3 separate regions of the Mus musculus genome follow, and regions 1 and 2 are each linked to region 3. The links are chromatin loops, found by intact Hi-C in ENCODE. Cell type or tissue: left cerebral cortex. All regions are shown on one strand. Region 1 overlaps Gm31884 (a long non-coding RNA gene). Region 2 has its middle 24 kb from the start of Gm46376. Region 3 holds the start of Tunar (Tcl1 upstream neural differentiation associated RNA).

Region 1 (2,500 bases), 280 kb before region 3:
ATAAATCTAATTGGTTAACTGTAAGCTTAATTCTACTGGATAATTAGGTGTCGAGATGGCTAAGCAGGGGTGCCTGGGGGCAGTGCGCCGAAGCAAGAGGAACACGGGGCCCCTGTCCTAGAAATGGCTGGGCGGGAGCCCTGTGACCTCGCGGAGTCAGAGAGTTGGACGGGCGAGAGATGGAGCAAGTGAGATCATCTGGCCTGGGGGCTAGCTCCAGAGAGTTGGTGGCAGCGGCAGGAGCGAGGGAGAGTTGGCTGGTTCTTTATTTATTTATTTTTTATTTTTTTATTTTTTTGGTTTTTCGAGACAGGGTTTCTCTGTGTAGCCCTGGCTGTCCTGGAACTCACTTTGTAGACCAGTCTGGCCTCGAACTCAGAAATCCGCCTGCCTCTGCCTCCCAAGTGCTGGGATTAAAGGCGGGCGCCACCACGCCCGGCTCGGCTGGTTCTTTTTAAAAATATTTCCGGCAACAATCGGCTTACTTTTTGGGGAAGGATTAAGGCAGAGAACGTCAGTATTGTGCCAACTTGCCTCATGGTGCTTGGGAACTTAGCTCCTGTCTTACATAATCCCTGGGTCCCTCAGGTCAGGTAACCGAGCTTTCTTTGGTGACAGAAAACATTGGTGTGAATGACTCCATGTGGCTTCTTCATGGTTTGGAAGCCCAGGGAGGGAGCCCAGGCCAAGCCGGCAGCCTTCTGCAGTAGTTCTTGTTTAACAAAATAAGTGTGTGTGTGTGTGTGTGTGTGTGTGTGTGTGTGTAATGGCACAGCTAGGCCTTCACTGCACAGAACTTACAGAAGAGCAGTAAACATGTCTGTCTTGTCTCATTAGGAATCGATATACATATTTTAAGTAATTAAAAATTGTTTCTAGGCAGTAGTGGCACACCTTTAATCCCAGCTTTGGGAGGCAGAGGCAGGCAGATCTGAGTTGGAGGCCAGCCAGGTCTACTTAGGGAGTTCCAGGATAGCTAGGGCTACACAGAGAAATCCCATCTCAGGGGGAAAAAAGAAAACCCTAAAAGAAAAAGAAAATTTAAAAAGTTTAATTCTAGGTGGATTAATACTTACATAGTTTTAATTTGATCCACCAAAATAGAAGATCAATGGAATATTTCAAGGGTGTCTGAGATGCTTGGGTCTGGTGTCACGGGGTGTCATACCATAGAATACCAGAAGATGGCGCCATTGGTTCCAAAATGAGCCCTCGTCTGCTCAGGTGGCTCCCACCTGGCTCTCTTTCTGCAGTTGGTATATTAAGACACATTTCTTAGAACACTTTATGTGAAAAGCAAATCAGGCCACTTTTCATTTTCCCCTGAAGCACATCTGTGTTTCCTCTCATGGAAGCAGATCTTGCTCTGAGACGATTGGGGAGCAGGGAGTGGGTTTTGATATCAGTTTCATCAGAAATGCATGGTATGTCTCAGGCATTGTAACAGACCAGTGTCTGGTTTTCTCTCCGGGCTGAGAGTTGTTCTGGGGACAGGGGAGGAAGGTTGTGGATGGAAAACTGGCTGCTGCTTAATGTGAATAAGTTACTCAAGTTCTCTGGGCCTCAGTTTCCTGACCTGTACAATGAAAGATGGTTGATAGCTCCTGTTAAAGACTGCTCCAGAGACAAAGGCAATAAAGAGCATCTGCTTTTCTTACAGCAACAGCAAGCACCGAGGTTTATAGAGAAGAGTAGAGGGCGAAGAGAGGAGCCTGGGTACTGGGCAGAGCCAGCTTCTATTAGGTAAGGTAGGATAGCTGGAATTCACAGTGTTCTTCCCCAGGGGTTACAATACATGTGGCCACAGAGGTTAGGTATGGAGACATAGTAAGGGTCTCCCTAAAAAGGGAAGTAGACTAGGTAGTTATGGGTGGACAGGGACACACACACACACACACAGGGACACACACCTACACACATGGATACACACACAGTGACACACACAGATATAGACACACACAGACATGCACAGGGACACACACACACATGGACTCACACACAGGGACACATACACACTTGGATAGACACACACACATGGACACACACACACAGGGAGACACACAGATACAGGCACACAGACATGCACAGGGACACACATGCACACACATAGAGACACACACACACACACACACACACATACACATAGGGACACAGACTCAGCAGGAATGGAAGGGTCAGTGGAGCAGGGAGGGAGGGGGAGGGGGGAGAAAGGAAGTGAATACAAGTAGGGCTGCTAATATTTAAGACCATATGAGGGGTTGTGGGAAAACCTGATATAGTAGGCGTTTCTTAAATATATATACACATATGGGAGAAACCTAGATTGGAGTCATCAAATAATGGGGGAGACAAAGCCCCAACTAGACACCAAAGGAAACCTCTAGTGGGTTACATCTAATTGAGTTGTTGGCCAAAGCGGTCCCATGGAAACCCCAAATAACCCAAACTGTCAACAAGACTATTGGTTTCTCTCCACACGATGATGGTTACGGCCCTACTG
Region 2 (2,500 bases), 92 kb after region 3:
AGAAGAAGAAGAAGAAGAAGAAGAAGAAGAAGAAGAAGAAGAAGAAGAAGAAGAAGAAGAAGAAGAAGAAGAAGAAGAAGAAGAAGGTGGTAGTGGTGGTGGTGGTGGTGGTAGTAATAATGATGATGTTTGAATTTATTTTAATTTGCTGGCGGCACTGTCAGAGAAAAGGGTCCATAAGGAGGTGTCAGGAAGGAGCCAGATGGTGCTTAGACTTGTGAGAGGCGCAGGAGAGGAACCAGGCATTAGAATCCCTGGCCTCTGTAACCTGAAAGCCAGGTTGAGAGTCTTCTTAGAGCTCCTGGTACAGTAGGTTCTGAAGAGACAGTTGCTACGTGTGACTCAACTCACTCTGGCTCATAAGACAGAAGCCAGTTGCGCTTGGTGAAGTTCAGGCCACCGTCTCATTTCTAGCCTCATGACTCACGGCTCCTGGGAAATCAAGGGCTCAGCCTGCACCCTGCCTTCACTCACAGGCAGGGCCCTCTCAGGGAGAAGCTCACTGCATGCTTGTGGTGGAGCAGGGTCGAGAAGCTAGGCTAGTCCTCTTGTCTACACTGCTACACCCCACAGGACTATCACTTGGGGCTGTCGGCTGACTATCAGGACCAACATCTGCCAGCTGATAGAGCACCCACCTAGATAAAGCACTCTTGGGAGGCAGTGGACAAATCTGTAGGGATGGCAATGTAGTTGTCGTGGCCAGAGAGATCTGGGGACAGGGAAGACCCCCCCCCCATACACACACACACACACACACACACACACACACACACACACACACACACGAGCCTCAAAGCATAGCACTGAAGAGCACCTCCATCATGAAGCTGGGACCATCACAATAGAGAGAGCACTAAATACTTGGTAATTTTAAAAGGGCTTTCAACCACAGTAGCTCATATAGAGAGCCCCTGGGTGGCCCTGCTCCTCAGACGGCTGTTTCTATGGAAAGCTAATAGGAACATTCCGGGGCTTCCTCGGAGCCTTTCCTGTGAGAGGAAATTCACCATTTCTTAAAATTTATTTAGTTTGGGTTTGCCCCAGAGTGGAATTCCATCTCCTTTCAGAGCAGGCCCTGTAGACACCCCAAATCTCTCTCCACACTGTCCTCAGCAAAAGGACACCCTCCCTCCTCGCCCCTGCTCACACATTACCACACCTCCCCAGCCAGCCTGGAGCTCTTCCAACCGCAAAGCTCAGCTTGTTCAAACTAGGGAACTTCCGCAATTAGTAAGGACTATCTGTTAGGCACCAGAGCCACCTGCTGGCTAAAGCCTTGCCAAGCTTGCAGAAGGGGTCTTGTATGTCCAACCCTAGCCACGGCACACAACTCAGGAAGGCTACCAGTGCAGCCCAGTACAAAGCTGTCAACATCCCTTATGACGTGATGTTGTACATTTCTAGCGTGTGAACTTTGTGGATGACAGTGCCATGTCACAGTGTCAAAAAGCTAGACACTCAGGAAATGGGACAGTCCAGCATAAGCCACTTCTACTTCAAAGTGCATGCCTTCTAAAGCCATTTGGTCATAAATGCCAGCAGTTAACTGTGAAGGGAAGTGGTTAATTAGAATTAAGCTTCATCAGAAATCACAAGAGAGCTTGAGAGTTACGTGGAAACACGGAATGTTGAAAAAAGCAAGGGAAAATCAGCCAGAGATGCACTGTAGCTTCGTGCTTGAAAAGGAGTTATAGTCAAGGGATTTTTGTGCTACTATGAAGTTCAGGTATTGGGTGTGAGAGTTACAGAGATACTATAGTTTAAATGTGAAATGCTGGGGCTGGAGAGATGGCTCAGCGGTTAAGAGCACTGACTGTTCTTCCGAAGGTCCTGAGTTCAAATCCCAGCAACACATGGTGGCTCACACAGCCGTCCGTAATGAGATCTGATGCCTTCTTCTGGAGTGTCTAAAGACAGCTACAGTGTACTTACGTATAATAAGTAAATAAATCTTTTTTAAAAAATGTGAAATGCTGAGAGGCGTGGAGATGTCACATTGGAACATAGATGTAGACGCAACAAGAGGGAAGACACAGCACACACACACACACACACACACACACCCCTTCATGACTGTTATACTGGATCAGGATGGCAGGGCAGTGTGTGTGCAGAGATGCGTTAGGGTGGGCTCTCTAGGTGACGTGAGCGAGGGAGCAAACATAACACCAACACAAAAACATGGCTCTCACATCAACAGGAATAAGGGATCGCTTATTCTGGAGCCAAATATGAATGGCCATGGCCTTAAGAACACAGCCCTAGATAATTCAGATCCCATGGTCTGGCGTGAGTTTTTATCGTAAAGGAGCAAATGGAGCCATGAACCAAGCATTTGGTAGATACATGGGTACAGTCATCAGGTAAGCAAAATGGGAGCCAAGTCTCTGTTATAACCTCAGCTTCCGCCCACTGACAGTCTGAGCCTGTGGACTGGCGCAGGCAAGTGGCTTCCTAAGAGTACATTGCAAAGTTTTCGGGGTTTTTTTGTTTGTTT
Region 3 (2,500 bases):
CATTGGAGGAAAGACACCAGGCATTGACCAATCAGCCTCTGGCCTCTGCATACATGTGGACATGCAATGCCATATGCATACAGCATATGATCACATACCTGCACCATATAACACACACACACACACACACACACACACACACACACACCATGAATGAACTAGGTTTTTTTTTCCTATGATACTAAAAACTATGACAGAGACTCAGACAAACTAATCAATTACCCACCTCCCCTGCCCTGACTCTCAGAAATCCTAATCAATCATCCACCTCCCCTGCCCCATCTCTATGTCTTCTGGAATAGTGAGGCCTGCAAATGGCTGGGCATAGAAGAGACTCTCTGAGGTTTTGAGTATTATAAGTACTGGACTCCCTGACCAAGTGACATGTCAGATTATTCCTGCAAGTGGGAAGTTAGCGCTGAAGAAAGCCGGTTGAAAAGCTGCGTCACCCATAAAAACTGGGGGCAAACTCAGAGGTGCTGCTCCCAGTCTTGCTGAGAAATGTCAGAACATAACTGTTGCCCCAGGGGCTAGGAATGACAGCCGTTTTCTGTTGAAAAATAAAATGCTGTAGGGAGGAGGGTGCTGGTTTCTATTTGGAAGGGCTAGTAGTGGGTTCAACAATATAGAAGAATAAATGAACAGAGAAAAAGCCCTGTTTTGGGGCCAACTCTGACAACAAAAACCTCAGCGACCCCTCCCCCACCCCCATTCTCAAAGTCCTCCTGGAGGGAGGGGCTCCTCGCTGCAGAGATACTGGCTTAAGAATTGGGATGTGGGTCCTGGGCAGGTGTGATTCTCTGGAAGGTCGGTCTTCTGCCTCCACCTCCTCATAGTCACCCCAGCCAGGACAACAGCAGCCTTGGAGGGAGTGAAGGATGAGGCTGGGTCGGTCCTCAGGGAGGTGGCAGCTGTTCCTGTTCTGGGGCATTAAGGAAGGGGCAGGATCTTGGCAGGTTTGAGGGTCCTTTAGACATGGCAGAGTCCTTGTATCCAGCTGAATCCAAGGGTCTGGGTTCTACCTAGAGGTACCCACTGCATTTGAAAGTTTGCCTCACCGTCTTTGGAGGCTGTGGTCCCTGTCTGCTTTGACGAGGACTCTTTTGTGGGCCTTAGGGGTGCATTTTGGAAAGGTTCTGGAGAACCAAGAGACACCTTACAGAAAACCTAGTTACAGTACACTTTACAGAAAACGCGTGTTCAGATTTAGGTACCCCAGGGGTCAGTTCTTAGCTATGACCTTCGGGGATGACTATTTTGGTTAGGATGTTAAGTTACTTTGAAACGTCCTATAAGCTGTAAAGATTTGGGCATGCCTGGGCCTGAGGCCCAGTCTGGCCTGAGAGGCCGCAAATCCTTAAGGAGGAAGGCACATGGAGGCAGGTCTTTGACCTCCTGAAACTAGACACCTGGTCACTGGTCGGGCATCAAGGGGTGAGGAACAAAGCTGTCACTACCTAGCAGCCATCCTCTGGTTCCCCGAGAGGTAGGAGGAGCTCGGTGAGATAGTCCAGAGCTTCCATGATGAGCACAGCGCAAGAACAAAATGTCCAGGAAGAAGAGAGGCAGGCCAGGAAAGGGGTGGCGCCTCTCTCACCCAGGTTCCTGGGTCTCCAAATACTCCTTGTGGGTGGGGGCGTCTCACACACACCCACACGCCCAAGGCCACATTCACTGGCTCATCTCTGCATTCCTGTGAGCGGCAGGCCTCCATGAGCCACATAGCCGCCACCTGCTGCTGTAACCCCAGCACAGGGGAACCTGCATCACCCTTTTCCCTCCATCCACCCTCACCCAGGAGCCGGTTCCAAATCCTCGGGACCAGGCAGAGGCCACGTCTTCCCCGGCCCACTCCCCAGCAGCGACGTGGAGGTAGAGGGAGGAGCTTTTGCCGGCAACGCCAGCTTCCCCTGCCCCCTCTCCCTCTAGAGCTCCCCTCCTCTCCTCTTTCATTCCCCTCCTTATCCCTCCTCTTCTCTCCCCTTCCCTCCCCGCCCTTCCCCTCTGCCGCAGCCCAGCTCCTAGCGCGTCAGCGTGGGCTTCCCGGAGCGAGTCGCTAGGTAACAGGGCTAGCTCCGCAGACCCGGGCCAGGGAAGCCCGCGCGCGTCGTCAGCATCTGCGCCGAGGGGCGGGGAACGCACTGACACTCCCCTATCGGAGCCTGCAGACCCTTCAGCTGGTTCTCAGTCCCCTCCCTGGATGCCTTAAGGGTGGCTATTGCCACCGCGGAGTTGCCCCTCCCCTGCGGGGACCCCGACGTCGCCGCCCCCTTCTCCTCCCACGCTGGTCCGCACCACTCTCCGCACCGCCAGGTAGGCGACCCTCCGCTGCGGTTGCGGTGGCTGCTGGTAAGCTGCGATCTGGAGCTGAGGCGGGGACTACGCCACTAGCGGGGCGGCTCGGGCCACAGCGGCCGGCGGACCGGCCATGTGCTAAAGTTTCTGGGGCTCGGCTGCCCGGCGGGTGCGCGGCGCGGGGCGCAGAGCGCGGTGGGTGGGG

The links. Hi-C counts contacts between places; a loop is a spot of excess contacts. Peaks named below come from ENCODE experiments on the same cell type or tissue, not always from the same donor. Only the 100,000 strongest peaks of a DNase experiment are listed, where the experiment ranks them.
Region 1: a loop joins it to region 3, with 2.2 times the contacts of the local background. A loop is called at or near these places in 2 of 42 quality-filtered maps.
Region 2: a loop joins it to region 3, with 2.5 times the contacts of the local background. A loop is called at or near these places in 3 of 42 quality-filtered maps.

What each region holds. Positions count from the first base shown.
Region 1 is chr12:105,049,912-105,052,411 of GRCm38, forward strand. It overlaps Gm31884 (a long non-coding RNA gene), which reads left to right. Exons shown (of 3, transcript XR_872957.1): 2 at 1,661-1,743; 3 at 2,458-2,500. Among named protein-coding and RNA genes, the nearest start is that of Gm31884, 3.3 kb to the left of the region's middle. In left cerebral cortex, a CTCF peak has its summit at 1,169 (motif pointing right); a DNase peak (open chromatin) is centred at 1,183.
Region 2 is chr12:105,426,338-105,428,837 of GRCm38, forward strand. No RefSeq gene overlaps it. Among named protein-coding and RNA genes, the nearest start is that of Gm46376, 24 kb to the left of the region's middle. In left cerebral cortex, a CTCF peak has its summit at 1,276 (motif pointing left); DNase peaks (open chromatin) are centred at 402 and 1,233.
Region 3 is chr12:105,334,645-105,337,144 of GRCm38, forward strand. It overlaps Tunar (Tcl1 upstream neural differentiation associated RNA), which reads left to right and starts at 1,950. Exons shown (of 3, transcript NR_045047.1): 1 at 1,950-2,313. In left cerebral cortex, no CTCF peak of the experiment used is centred here; DNase peaks (open chromatin) are centred at 1,560 and 2,033; H3K4me3 peaks cover 978 bases.